2 separate regions of the Homo sapiens genome follow, and region 2 is linked to region 1. Evidence: chromatin contacts called from ENCODE Hi-C data. All regions are on one chromosome and are shown on one strand. Each heading gives the region's core, a stretch centred on a gene start or an enhancer-like site at or near the end of the contact. The rest is flanking DNA. Distances are from core to core; before and after follow the strand shown. Region 1 has its middle 180 kb from the start of INHBA. Region 2 holds the start of YAE1 (YAE1 maturation factor of ABCE1).

Region 1 (2,700 bases), core at 46-2,545:
AAAGGGGCCAGGCACCAGGGGTATATGCCAGATTTCCCACTGATGGTTGAGCTCCAGGCCCTATAAGCCTACAAAGGCTGGCTCAAGGAGGCCAGCTGTGAACACTCATGGCCCTGCAGTCTACCCTATGCCAACTCTAATGCTGGCAGGTTTTCACCTCACCTGCATTATTTTCTGCCTTTGCTGTATTTTGAAAGACAAACAGAAGATTATCTAACAAATACTGAAGTAGTCATTGGGATTACAGGGATCCACATGGTCAAAGGAGGTGAGGGGCGAACAATGAAGCTGTGTGTCCCAGGAGCTGTCAGTGTGCACATGGCTGGTCTATAGCATGAGAAAGGTAGGAGGAGGGCAGTGGATGTCAGTTTATGAAGGATAAAGGTTGTCAAAGTATTCCAATTAGGGGGCCGTCACCTACTAGCCTTCTGCTTTAAGAAGACCAGCCTGGCCAGGCGTAATGGTTCATGCCTGTAATCCCAGCACTTTGGAAGGCCAAGGCAGGTGGATCACCTGAGGTCAGGAGTTTGAGACCAGCCTGGCCAACATGGTGAAACCCTGTCTCTACTAAAAATACAAAAAATTAGCGGGTGTGATGGTGGATGCCTGTAATCCCAGCTATCTGGAAAGCTGAGGCAGGAGAATCACTTGAACCTGGGAGGCAGATGTTGCAGTGAGCCGAGATAGAGCCACTGCACTCTAGCCTGGGCAACAAGAGTGAAACTCCGTCTCAATTTAGAAAAAAGAGAAGACCAGGCTGACTACAACCCCAGGGACAGTCAGTGGCTTACACAGATCTTCTGGAACCTGATGTTATACAATTTGAGGAGCCCTTCTTAAGCAAAAAAATTCAAAACCAAGAATATATAATTAGGTATAAAACTGAACAGTTATTTAGAATGAGAAGATAAACCTCAAAAAAAATAGAACTTTAGAATGATGATAAATACCACAACCATAGGTTAAAACATGAGAATTCCAATAAATCTCTTTTGCAGAATTCTCATCAAGGAGGAAAGGAAAATGTATGAGGCCTGTATAATTGTATACACAGCATGGCGTGCTATATTCCTGAAAGGAGACAACTTCTGTTTTGACTAGCTGTCATTGAAAACAAAGTCCTCTGCTTACGATTTTACATATCTGACTTTGGAAGAATTTTCCAGAGACCAGCTTCCTGCTTTGTATATTTCAAACTTTGCTTCTCCTTGATTCTGCATAAACGTCTGGTGTCAGATGCTGCAGGACAAATTCATATCACCAGATGACGTTTGACCCTCCACTTCCTGTCACGAGGCTGGGTGCGTCAGTGCAGGGGGCCGTAGGAGTATTCCTAGAAGCCGTTCCTACACCAGGATGACTAGTAATAACTTAACTGCATTCAGAAACAACTACCAACCACAAAAATATCCCCTACTGAACCCAAACTAAATATATTCGCAACTCAACTTCCTTTTAGCTGGGGCCCCAAAGTGCTGGTGACGACGCTGACACCCTAACAGTAGGTGCACAGAGGGGAAGTCGAAACAGAAAGGGGAAGCAGTCTTAACCAATTATGGCTAAATATAGCTCACTTTTAATACATTTTACAAAAATATATGACCATGTGAACACATTGCAAGGTCTTCCCCCAGCTCTTGTAAGGGACCGTGCAAGTGAGGCCCTGAGCTGAAGTTTATTAGTTTATTAGCTAACAGGTAGATCTTTCTCTGAGGACTCACAGATCTATCTGGTGGTCTGACTGCAGCTGAGGACCCCAATCTGGAGTAATAGTAAATAGCTGTAGAAGCCAAGGATCAGAGGCGAGGCAATGCCATTGTAGTGGAAGGGATACATTCGAATGGTAATTAGCAGGTGGAACCAAGATGATTACAGTTTGGAAGAGGACAGAGTTAAAAATGTGGCACCATCTAGTCTGGCACTTGCCCCTCTTAATTTATCCAAAACATTGAACAACACTTAATAACTTGTGCCAGGCATAGTGCTTGCTGCCAAGCAGAGGGGAGGGTGTGTGACCTGGGCTGTGAACTCATACTGGCCGGCTCGCTGTAGCGTCCCCTGCCAGCCTCAGCTCCAGAGGATGTCTGTTTCTCCTCTACTCAGTCAGCAAGGGATCTTTCTCTTTGTTCTTACGAATGAGGCCACCCATTAAGATGTGTCTAGATACTTTGGCTCCCAGGTCACACCCAACTATTGCCTCTTTTTGATCCAATATATACTTTTTCCGTAAACTGGTCAAAACCCATACTTACACAGAGATGGAAAGAGGAGTATAATTTCAAATTGCAAGGGGAAGCTGGATATAACTCAGTTTTTAAATCTCGAATGTATATATTTTTGGCCTGATTTCCCACTCTGAACCCCCAAATCAGTAAAATCACAAGGTGAATGCAAACAGGAAAGAGAAAGGAGAAAACATGTCTGCCAGCCCATAGATATGACCCTGGGGCCCTGGGGGAAAAGAGAAAGCAGGCACTTTCCCATCATTACGGCTGCACCACCGCAGTAATGATGCCCTGAGAACATGAAAGCCAGCAGTAGGGGAAACCCCACCAAACATTTGAGATCCGCAGTCTAGGGATTACTCCCCGCCAGGCACTCGATCTTTGCACAAATCTTACAGCTAACGTGCTCCTTTCACAGGAAGCCTTTACTGCTTCTCAAATAATCCCGAAAGGAGAGTTGCTGGATGTCCCATAA
Region 2 (2,700 bases), core at 123-2,622, 2.3 Mb before region 1:
ATCTCTCAGGTTTTCGAATGTGTTGCTTTTGAGTTTTAGTTGGTAATTAATATTTTAATCTCCTTCTGCATCAGTGGTTATCTCATTTCTCATTCTTGTATAATTTTGTTCTCTTTAAAAATCTGGGTCATGACAGGATTATCTATCTTATTGGTGTTTTCAAATAATACAAAAAAGAATTGGACTTACTTATTCAAGTTTTGAGGTTTTCTATTTTATTGTTATCTTTATTGCTTACTACCATTTTGTTCCTAATAAAGATATATACATATATCTTAATATATTTACATTAATAAAATATACATATTTGTAGTTTATATATTTTTTATTTGTGGGATGCCAAATTCTCTCTGGAGATTTAAAATTGTAACATGAACCAACCACCCACTCCCACACACTTATGGTTCTTACTGTGCTTATTTAAAAATTTTTTTCATAGCATTTATTTATGATCTTCTAACAAACCTTATGCTACTTATATATTGCTTATTGTTTATCCTGTCAATTTTACATGACTATAAAGTCGACAAGGGTTGGGAACTTCCGTCTGTTCATTGATGTATCCCAAAGCCTGGAATGGTACCTGACACAAGGTAGGTGTTCAATAAATTGTTAGATAAATAAATCATAATCACATGACTCATTTTACCCAGGCAAAGGGCAAAACAGGAATACTACAGGTATTCATTCATTCACCAAAATAGAGTTCAGCATTTACTATGTGTCAGAACTGTCCTGGTGTTGACACAAGTCCCCACCCTTACCAAACCAACTGTTTACTTTAGGGCATATGAACAGGAATGGGAGGCAGAAGGATATCGTGAATCAATGAAAAAATATATTGGCTTTACAAATGTACTCTATATTTCTTACTAATCTCAAATTGGCTACAGTACCTCGCTTTTCGATCCTATTTTCCTTTACTCCACAATCCTAACAGTTTAAAATGTCGGCTTGTCAAATCCTTTAAATGCAGAGGAGATTCCAAAAGAGACAAAGTATTTGGGTGGTAATCGCCCATCGACTTTACTACCTTTAATAGTTTACCAAAGCGCGCGAATGTAAAACCCAGACCATGGTAAGACTACGGTGGAAATGGAAGGTGTCTCACTGAGGGTCCCGGTTGCCTTCTGCAAAGGTGAAGGTCGTGCCGGCCACGCGAGGAAATCTGCCTCGCTCACAACTCACAGGCACACATCAACACTGCCAACCGAGGGAGCCCAAAATCACCGCAAGCGAAAGGCTCCGGCGGCGGCCACGGGCCACAGCCCGCCTCCGCGCACACGCAGCCCCTCCCGAGCCTCCACTCGCCGTCTTCGCCCCGCCTTCGGACCGGAAGGAGTTGTTGGCGCTTCCGGTGGCCTGCGACCCCGTAATTGCCTCGGTGATGTCGTGGGTTCAAGCAGCCTCCTTGATCCAGGGCCCTGGAGACAAAGGGGACGTGTTTGACGAAGAAGCAGACGAGTCGCTCCTGGCGCAGCGGGAATGGCAGAGTAACATGCAAAGACGAGTCAAAGTAAACGTGGTGTGGACGGCGCGGGGTGCTGGGTTGTGGGAAGAGGCGCGGAGTTGTGAAGAAGCTGGGTCCAGAGTGGCCCCAGCCTGGCCCGGCGCTGCTCTCTTTATCCCTAGGGACCCGGTCCGACCCGCGTCTTGCTAGGATTTCTCGATGGTTACTTGAAAGCGTGTAAAACAACAAGACGCATTCTTTGAGCGCCTACGGGATGCGTTAGAAACTGAGGACCGACCAAAATTAACTATGTGTAGACTTTGAACAGTTTGCAGTTTGTTGAGGATCACAGGGAAAGGAGCTGGAGAGAAACATACACTATACTTATTATGGCTGTCAAAGGACGTGTACGCAGTTTATATGGGTGGCTTGAATGGGTAGGGAGCCTAAAGTTAAGGAGTAGTGTTAATCAAGACATATTGAAAAGATGAACTAAAGCATGCTGTCAGAGGACAATAAGGGAAAGCTAATGTGGAATACTGGTGTCTAGGTAAGGGAATATTAAAGTTGGTTTCTTTTTTATTTGTTAGATGTAACTTTTTCATCTCTAATTTGTCTCACTATTCATTGAAACTAAGCTTAATTTCTGTGTGCAGCCTACAGTATTTCTGGGTGAGGACCAAATAGTGAGGTCCACATCCACTTAATATATTTGCCAACCATTAAATTGCCGCTAAAGCTGCAGTTGGGAATCTGCCCTGTTTAATATTTCAGTAGAGTGGTATTTGCTTAGCCCAAAAACCATGTTGTCAATTACAAAAATGCTTTATGTGAGACTGGGGCCACACTAATAAGTATTGAGCATCTTTTAAATGCTGTGGCACCGTGAGAGATGCAGAACGAAATCACTACCCACAGAGCTTTTGCAGGTTAGTTGAATTTAGGTATTATGCAAAATTTCTGAAACCAGACTTCTCATCATCCTTTTTTTTTTAAACAATTTCCTCTCTCTGCTTTGCCCTGTCTCCTCACCCACCCACACCATTCCAATCAGTTGGCAAGAGCCCAGATGTGTAATTTTCCATATATCCTTTTTGTGAAGACATTGCTAATGCTGGGTTTTGTTTTTTGTTTTTTGGTTTTTTTAATCTTTTGAAGTGATTAGAAAAGTTTATTTTGTGCTTAGGATATTTTTCTAAGGCATCACAGGTTACACATCCAAACTCTTCAATGGTATAATATTTTATATT

The links. A loop is a pair of places that touch in the nucleus more often than their neighbours do. Pooled maps may share reads with other maps.
Region 2: a map of B cell shows a loop between it and region 1 (6-fold over the local background). The contact joins the promoter of YAE1 here to the enhancer-like site in region 1. A Hi-C loop is called at or near these places in 1 of 168 maps with a recorded cell type or tissue (B cell), 1 of 37 single-sample maps with no recorded cell type and 2 of 50 pooled maps.

What each region holds. Positions count from the first base shown.
Region 1 is chr7:41,880,441-41,883,140 of GRCh38, forward strand. No RefSeq gene overlaps it. Among named protein-coding and RNA genes, the nearest start is that of INHBA, 180 kb to the left of the region's middle. RefSeq lists an enhancer at 999-1,548. Within about 2 kb of position 1,296, at least 12 of the 41 ENCODE cell types and tissues checked have a DNase peak (open chromatin) inside an H3K27ac peak, as active enhancers do; they include B cell, where a contact is called at or near this core.
Region 2 is chr7:39,565,032-39,567,731 of GRCh38, forward strand. YAE1 (YAE1 maturation factor of ABCE1) reads left to right here and starts at 1,373. Exons shown (of 3, transcript NM_020192.5): 1 at 1,373-1,516. The coding sequence starts at 1,388. It overlaps YAE1-DT (YAE1 divergent transcript), which reads right to left and starts at 1,318. Exons shown (of 3, transcript NR_187579.1): 1 at 1,112-1,318. It also overlaps the pseudogene TMX1P1. RefSeq lists an enhancer at 1,210-1,659.